Regions from separate parts of the Homo sapiens genome. Here region 1 is linked to region 2. A link is an interaction called in ENCODE POLR2A ChIA-PET data of the cell type or tissue named here. Cell type or tissue: PC-9. All regions are shown on one strand. Links, peaks and the distances in the headings refer to the core of each region. The heading gives the core; the rest is flanking DNA. Region 1 overlaps TMEM161B (transmembrane protein 161B). Region 2 overlaps MIR9-2HG (MIR9-2 host gene).

What was found. Peaks named below come from ENCODE experiments on the same cell type or tissue, not always from the same donor. Only the 100,000 strongest peaks of a DNase experiment are listed, where the experiment ranks them.
Region 1: POLR2A ChIA-PET joins it to region 2 with 12 read pairs; 3 of 35 experiments call an interaction of 5 or more read pairs at or near these places.

Annotation. Positions count from the first base shown.
Region 1 is chr5:88,247,387-88,251,776 of GRCh38, reverse strand. All of the region lies in intron 1 of TMEM161B (transmembrane protein 161B), which reads left to right. Among named protein-coding and RNA genes, the nearest start is that of TMEM161B, 19 kb to the left of the region's middle. In PC-9, for the core only: no CTCF peak of the experiment used is centred there; no DNase peak of the experiment used is centred there; H3K27ac peaks cover 32 bases.
Region 2 is chr5:88,658,847-88,663,236 of GRCh38, reverse strand. The region is part of intron 2 of MIR9-2HG (MIR9-2 host gene); the gene reads left to right. Among named protein-coding and RNA genes, the nearest start is that of MIR9-2, 5.9 kb to the left of the region's middle. RefSeq lists silencers at 1,706-1,785, 2,106-2,295 and enhancers at 1,415-2,240, 2,837-3,348, 3,349-3,862. In PC-9, for the core only: no CTCF peak of the experiment used is centred there; DNase peaks (open chromatin) are centred at 2,006 and 2,516; H3K4me3 peaks cover 1,719 bases; H3K27ac peaks cover 332 bases.

The DNA.
Region 1 (4,390 bases), core at 322-4,321, 410 kb after region 2:
TTTTTCTATTTATAGATATAATTTCTGTGGCGACATAATTTGGATTTACAGTGATTTTTAACATTGTTTAAGATCATAAATCATTTGTTATATTGATATATAGTTCTTTTTGAAACTACCTTTGCAAAATTATGACAGCAAGAGAAATCTGACATAGTTGACTCCCATCTTGCTTCTAACCTCCAGGCTGTTCTAGGTCATTTTTGGGCATTGGCCAGGCTAACCTTGGGAGGCATTTATTTTATAGTTTAACTTTGAAGCTAGGATGATAATAGTTCCTTCCTAAAACTAATCCCCCCTGTTGAAACAATCTGAAACTGCCTTTTAAGACTAGTGAAAGACCGCAAGATTAGAATTGTGGGAGGAGCTTGAGTTCTGTTAAGATGTAGGTGTAGTTTTTATAATCCCTTATTGCTCAGGAGTCATGTGGCCAGAAGTCACAAGATTTGTGACTTCCCCAGTTACTCCTACAGATAACATCACTATTGTAATACCTAAGATTGGTTTTTTTGAGATGTTTTTCAGACTAACCACATGCAGACCCATGATTCATGACTCATCTGGTCCTGTGGCCCAGTTGAGTATATGAGGCAGACTCAGTATATGAGGACCGTTTTCTTTACCCCTATGATTTCATCCCCAACTAAGCAGCAGTCTCCATTCCCTAGCCCCCCTGTCCACCAAATTGTCCACAAAAGCTTTAGCCTCTGAGACTTTGGGCAGTGATCAGTCTCACTCAAATCAGTCGCTTCTCACTCAAATCAGTCTCACTCAGTCAGTTGAGCCATTTCTTCCATGTAGTTGGCCTTGCATTAATTAAACTCTTTATTGCAGTGCCGTGATCTCTGTAAGTTGATTTTGTCTATGCAGCAGTCAGGAAGAGCCCATCAGGCAATTACACATTTAGGGGCTTGTCCAAGATCTGCCCTTCTGGGTGCCTGTCTGCTATCTCTCAGCCTTCCACTGGTACAATGGAACTGGGAGTGAGCTCGGGCGTTTCTTATTTGTCTCGAACTGAGGGCCATCTCTGATACGGTCTCTGCCAATGAGACGCGGTCAACCCATAGTGCTTGGGCCTAATTGCAGTGAAGAAACAGTTACTGGAAGATGTCTTTAAACTAGGCTGGTGAGTGTACAAAGCACTACCAACATCCTCTTCCTTCTCCTGTTCTGGTTGGCGCCTTTTGGGCCAACCTAGCTCTCCTTAGATTGTACAGAGAGTCTTGGTTTAGGGAGATTTCTCTCCACTTAGATGGAGAACAGGGGCTTGTTTGGAAAAACACTTTTCTGGTCAGGATTCTGGTTCTGAGAGGCCTCTTGTCTGTCTTTGTCTGTGTTCTTATATGTATATCACTCTGGCTGGAATGGGAAATATTAATGATAGGCTTTTTATAGTTCTATGAAATGGAAAAAGGATGATTTTTCTTTTGTAACACGTCTTGGCCCCCACAGCTATAGCAGAGCATGCAGGGTCACCAAAGCCACTCAGGAAGAGGGAACCAGAAACCTGGCAAGCTAACAAAAAGGTAAGAATTTCTTACCAGCCAGGCTTCTGGTCTCGGTCTCTCTCTCTCTCTCTCTCTTTCTCTCTCTTTCTCTCTCTCTGTGCAAACTGGCAGAGTGAATGGTAAAAATCACTGTTTGTCTCCTTTGCAAGATTTTGATTAATGGGAAAAAAGATTTATGAGTCTAGTCTTAGGCTGTAATGAATCTGGTGTCTTTCTGTGTTGTTCTATCATGGTGAAAGATACCATAGGATAGAACATAGATATAGGACCCCTGCAAGCCTGCTGGTCCAGCTGGCCCTGCAGATTGGTTAGTTAAAACTTTGTTGTGGGTTCCTGAGGCAAAAATGGGATGAGGTTTCCCTCTTGTCTTCTTCTGTGTCCTTGGAGCTTGACTTTGTGACCACGTGGGGATACTCCCTTGGTCTCTGCCATCTGGAGGTGGGAGTTTTGGGGTTCATGTGAAACAGCTGATCTGAAAGGACTGGAAGTCTGAGAAAGGCCAGCACACTTTCGGCCCCAGTGTATCCAGTCCTTCAGTGAGTTTTGTCTTAAAAGGTCCCATCCCTATGGGCCTTTTATTGTCTTTTGCTATCTTAAGCCCATTCTTTCTGAGAGAATTATTGGGGATAATAATTCTGGGGAGTAGGGATGCTTCCTCTACTCCTTCTCTGGAAATACCTCTTGCTTATATGGTAAAAACCTGGAAAATTACGATCTGAGTTTTAAAAAAAGTTTTTGGGTTGAGTTGCCATTGGAACTACGTGCAAGATTGAAAGAAAAAAAGATTTTAGAAATCTTGTATTCCAAACAATTGAAAAGAGGTTAAATAACAGTGTCATGACTAGCCTTGAGAATCCCCTTGTGCAGTTAGAAATGCTTTGCAAGCTCAAAAATGACTGTGCTAGGCTCCTTCTGGGAAGAGTAATGGTGACTGCCCAGCACTGAAGCTCAGTAGCTAAGGCTTTTACCTTTTGTGATGATGGCCTGGATTCAATACCTGGCTTAGGGACTGAGTCCTTTCTGGTTTGACATTTATGAGACATTTTGCCTCTTATTGACCCTTTTCCCTCCCATGGACAGCTTTCCATTTCCTGCTTTCTTTCTGTGGAGGGCATACAGGGCTTTGAGGCCTTTGTATGTAGATGGTTAGCTGGGAAACTGAGACTCTGGAGAATGTGGCCAGACCTAAATGTGAGTTGTACCCAGTTTGCGTGGCAAAACTTTCCTTTCTTTGTGCTACTTTTGCCATTTGTAAAACCACTTTCCATTTCTTTGGAAATACCTAATGTGTCAGTGGTTAAGTCATAATCTTAGTTAAGGCTTACTGGGGAAAAAAAAGAAGGCTTAAAAGCCAGAGGTGTCATCTGTTTGTCCTGGCTAGAGTGTGGTAAACAGAGATTTAAAAGGATTTCCTTAAAAGAGCTCTATGGTTAAAAGTCAGGTTAATTAAAAGCTGGTAGGTAAGCTATACATATATTTAAAAGGCCTTTATAAGCTTTTTTGTCTTCTTGGATCTTGTTTTTTTGAGGAAAAGTTGTTTTTTTTTTTTTTTTTCTCAGTCGACTGAATTGTTTCTCCATTTGCTTCTGTCTGTCCTCTTACTACCCATGATGCCCACATGAGATAACCTAAGGCAATTTCTAGCAGCCTGGGTCTCCCTGGGAAAAACAGAGGTACCACAATTTTGGAAGAAATCTCTGTTTTCCTCATGGAACCGCAAGAATTGTAAGCAGAGCGATCCCTCTCAGAATCAAAGTTGCTGCTCTGTTTTGTGTAGTGTTATCTGACTTTTTTTACTTTTGGGGACATCAGAAATTACTTGGCATTATGAGAGAACTTTTAGCTTGGTGTGTAATAGCTAGGTAGGCGATATACTTTTAGGGATGGCTAATGGCAGTTACGTAGGGGATATTCAGGTTTTTGCATGTTTAGATAAGAAAAGCATGCTTTTGACCACCTGGAAGGTATGGAAACATCCTACCTCCCGCTGAGAAGTAAGACTCCTGTGGGAAGAATGGGCTGATTGGCTTGGGGCTGGCCACCAGCCTTGGAAAAATGTCCTTGCAGTTAAATTCACTATTTTGTTCTGTAGTGTTTCTGTCTTTTGGGGACCCAGGATTTGGTGTAAAAATGGGATCCTTGATTTTTATCTGGATCTTTCCATGTGAGGCAGATATCACCGATGATTCTCAAAACTTCAGTCCACTGTGTCTTGACTCATGCATTACCTTCCAAAATGCCCTTTTACACCTTTTTGCTCTCAATAATTTCTCATAGAATCCTCTTCCTGTCTTATTACATTGTATTGTAAGCAATTACAGTTGCAGTACCTTTACAATTGTATTGTAATGTGTGCTTTTCCCCCATTGTTAGTGGTCCAGTGCCCCACACATGTAGTTTGTTGTTCAATAAATGTTCATTGAATACACCAAATAGACCGGTGAAAAAAGCATTGAGTTGGAAATTGTCTGGGTGCCAGATACATCAGTAACCGGGTAGTTGAGTGATGTTTGTTGTTTGGACCCTGTTTTCCTTATACATAAATTGTTCAAAGATGGTTTGTTTAAATACATCTAGTGTGAATTCTAAGTTTTATGTGAACTTGGGTTGAAATGGCAGTTTACATCTTCTTTTGGAGTATAAATTATATGAGCATCCCTAAGAAGTCTGTCTCAACATATCTTGCTGTCTCTAAAACATGTAAACAGTCAAGAAACAAATGAATAGGAAGGTCATTGGGATATAATATCCTCTTTTTTATTTTCTCTTTTCTAACATATTTAGGGAGATAACTGAAACCATTTGGGGTGGTCTGAGTCCCAAGTATATATGCAGATATGCCTTTCAGTAGTAAACAATGTATGCTTTGTTTTGATCTGTCA
Region 2 (4,390 bases), core at 158-4,157:
ATATTCTGGCACCTCCCTAGGCGGATTCTGGCGTGCCCAGGAATACACTTCCTTTTTATGTTATGCCCCTCCCCCTACTTTCTAACTTTTTCCCCCTCATGATGTGTGTAAATCAGTTATCCTTCGGTTTAACATTCACGAAATCTATTTGACTGTAAACAGTCAGAAAAAGGAAACAAAACAGTTCAAAAAAAGTAAATGGAGTTGGTTGTGTATGTTTTACTAGGATGTCTATTTTAAATGTAATTGACTTTGCAATTTTGTTATTGTGTCACCAAGTGTCTCATAGTTCTTAACATGTAAGTGCAAAACAATGAGTAATTGCTGTTTTGCTGAATAATACATCTGAGTTGCCAACGTCAAAGGTATTATTTTGCGTATTTCTAAACAGGAACGTTAACTGCAGGTTTTGACATCTAGAATCTTTTCATGAAATACTTAGAAATAGGGTGATAAAATGATACCTGTAAAAGTAAATATAAAGATAGAACCCATTTATTTTCTTTACCCTACTTTGTTATACCAGAAAATTAACATTGAAAAGTCACTCACTAATCAAATAATAAAGGATATAGGATAAACATAGTCATACAAAAAATACAAAACAACAACAAAAATGAAAATTGGATAAAGGTTAAAAAAAAGATTCAGGAAGACTTCTTCAGTGTCCTTGCTGAATGTGAATGGGTATTTTCACTAGTATCAATCCCTTAATGAAGTTGCTATTATGCATAATAATGAGACATGCATTATTTACATTCAAAATGGAATATTTTCCAAAGTGACTGTTCTTTAGGTCACCTTGAACAGTAAATTTTCCACCACAAGAGTTCTTTGTGTTTATTTTTAAAATTAAAATAATTTTCTTATTTGGAAAAATATAAAATTCTAATTTGATTTTTGTGTAGCCTGATGAAAATTAAGAAACCATTTAAATTATAAGGAAGCCATATAGATGGATACATATAAATATTTTAAGATATTTTAGCATTTTAGGAATTTTGACTTTTCAAAAATGGAGAGATGAAACCAAAGGCTTTATTTTCCAATGTGGCTAGAAAATGAATGACAGTATGTAACTGTCTATGTATCTATTTTTTTCCTATGAATCTATACATCTGGAAATGTCACTGTGGTTTCAGAAAATTGATACCCTTTCCTCCCTAATGTGCTACAGTTAAGTAAAACACACCATAATATGTTGCATTTAGTGGGAACTGGGGGTGGCAGTGGTGAGATGGGCAACACAGGACAAGGTGTTCTTTAAGACTAAGAACTAATTAGAATCAGTTATTGAGTAAAAAAGATATCTATAATGCTGGGTCGATTGTTTTAACATGACTACTTCGAGATAGTTAAACAGGTCCTACAGCAATTGGGACATGTAAGGCAGTTCTTCAGTGTCTCTGGATTTTAATGGATGGCTTTGTTAACCCTGTTTCTTTGCTCATCGGTTCTTAACACAACTTAAACAACCTAGTACAGAAATCAGCAGAACCCTCTATTCCTGTTTGCTCAGAGAACCCATTTCACCCCTTCTGGGAACTGTTCGACTTATTTGTGGAATTAATTCTAAGATGGTGAATGGAAATGGAAAGTATATAGTTGTGATTGATATTAAGGAATATTTATCTGCCCTCAATCAGGGCTGCGAGAGTTAGTGCACTTCCTTAGAAAGGTGATGACCATGTTTGAGGTGGGAGCGTGTGGCTTTCCGCTTTTCAGCCAACTGCCAGACCACAGGGGGTAGGGCTTTTAAAAAGTGCAGATAATCGACTTTATTCAGGGAAATACGGAGTTTTGAGCCATATTTGTTCAAAAAGCAGCACATCACTGTGCTTGATGGTTTGACTTGGTTTTAGTTGAGCGCGGGCATAGCGCATTCTGGAGATCTAAAATTAGCCAGGCTTAGCAGCCGCCTTGCAAGGTACTTGGCGTGGGCGGTGCAAAGAGGAGACAGCCGACTCTGTGACTGGCTGCAGATGCGGTTAGGCTAGGCAGTGGCAGCAGCGAAGGCGGCTGGCCCGCCGCGGGGCAGGACGACGCCTCCCGGTGACCGCCAACTGCCCGAGTCCTCCTGCAGCTGCTGCGGCTCGCGGCCCTCGCCTGAAAGCGGGCGTCTGATTGGTGTTTCCCGGGAGACGGGCTCCTCTAGCTGATGGAGCTGGTGCGCCGGCGCGCGCGCTCCCGGGTTGGCGCGCGACTGGGAGGCCGGGGGCGCGCTGCGGCCCGGGTAGCAGGCTGGGAGGCCGCCCAAGTTTGCGCTAGCTCAAGTTCCCGTGCCCGCGCTCGGCGCCTTGGAGGCTGCTGGACACCGGCGCCGCGCTGCGGGGCTCGGCAGGGGCGGGTCGTCAGACTGTCCTTTGCCTGGCACGCTGAGCTGCGTCCGCGAAGGCTATTCCGGTTTTTTTTTTTTTTAAAATTATTATTTGCCAGCCTCTCGGCCCCTAATCAGCGACCTCGGTCACTGCCTCTGCGCCACCTCCGGTCTGCGGTTGCTTGGGAATCCCTGAGTTGAGCTTGTGAATGGGGGTGGCGTCGAGGTTTAGTCACGCCTGGACGTCGGTTAGAGGCAGGCATCTCCCAGCGGCCACCCCCTGCCACAGGGCACCTTCCTCAGGCGGCACGCAACTTGTGGTTAAGAAGCTTTCTTTTGCTGACACTCGGTGTCTCTAGTTTTGCCCAGGCTTCTTCCCTGGACGTGATCAATATCATTGATATAGATATTGTGTAACCCCCAAATCCCCCCTCCCCGCCACCACCACACACACACCGTTATTAACTTAGTGAAAAGCTGCTAACGGAAAGGGTCTCCCTGCGGGGAAGCTGGGTGGGGGGCGGGGGCGGGGAAGTTTTGCTCGGTGGCCGGCGTTGGTGAGCGCTTGCCACTCTGGGCCCTTCCCTGGGGCAACTCCCACTTCTACCCCCATTGCCCATAGGAGCTCAGGGCACATCTTACCCCATCATCAGATTTGCTGGAAATATTAATCTCCTTGTTGGGTGGATACAGTAGAACTTGTTCAGAGATTACTTTAAAAAGAGATCTGGGTCTTAAGCACTTACTAAAGCCAGTTAATAACATCATGCATGGACATTTAAACTTGTTGTAAGTTGCAGAGAGGATTAGCGGGAAGTCACGCTGTGCGCAGCTAATGATACCATCTTAACTCTAACTGGGCTAAATCCAACTCGCCCGGCACAGGTCCGGCTCTGCGGCCCTCGGGTGAGGCTAGGAAAGAGCGCCTTGGAAAGAGGTCTTGGAAAGAGGGCCGAAACTGGCGGAGCCGCCCCGATCCTTACTGCGGGTGACGGTCACTGGTCCTGGGAGGCCGCGGGCGGTCCTGCTGTTGCGTAGGCACGAGCCCAGGGACTGAGGCCCAGGCCTCCCGGTGCACACTGACACACCGCCGTCCGCGGGCTGAGCTTCAGTGACACCGAAGGGCACTGGCCAACATGTCAAAACAGTTTTGATTCCATGAACCAAAGGGCGCACAAGGTCTATTGCAAGCTCAGGTGAAGTCGTGGGACTCCAAAGGTAGTGGCTTTCTTGCTGCTGGTCGATTTGCATTACAGAGGCCGTTTACTTTCAATTCCACTTTTACAAAAGTAGTCAAGCTCTGTATTTCACAGGTAAATTTCGAAGGATATTATTAACAACTTCCTGTCATAGGCTTCCTCAACTACTTTCGGTCTGATTACTGTTTTAAAGCAGTTTGCTACCACTTTATGACAGGGCCAATGAGAAATAATCTTCAGAAAATGCTTCGAAAATGCTGCGTTATTAAAACACTTACCTAACAATATTCATTTAATTCTGTCACTAAGTAGCTGTCTGACAGATTTCGTGTTTTCTCTGAGTTTCTTTTAATAGTCACTGGCCCTCGGAAAACAAGTTATCAGGAGAATTTTAACTGCAACCTGGCTCTTGGCTTTTTTAAGTTTTAAATTCAAACTTGACAAGGTTAAGATTTTTTTTATTATATCATTAATAGCTAGTGGGAGATTGGAAAAAACTACAGACGCTAATCACTTTAATAGTTGGTGAAAACCTGTGAAAGGAACCACTTGAGAAAAGAGATGTGCGTAAAGAAAAAAAAAAGATAGACAATAAATACTTTCTCTGAATCAGGCCACAAAAAATGATCTACAGAATATTACCCAGAATGTCTCTTAAATCTTTGTCTTTTAGGGAAAAATGTCTTCCTACACACACAAATGTATACATATGAATGAAATTTACTGGGATGGAAAAATTTCTAACAAGTATGATTTAGAAATATTTTCACCGAATAAGTATCTCAAATATAATTACGTATTTATCAACACTGGCCTAATTAAAAATACTTCATATAATATATTTGGACATAATACCTTCATGAAGACAATAATA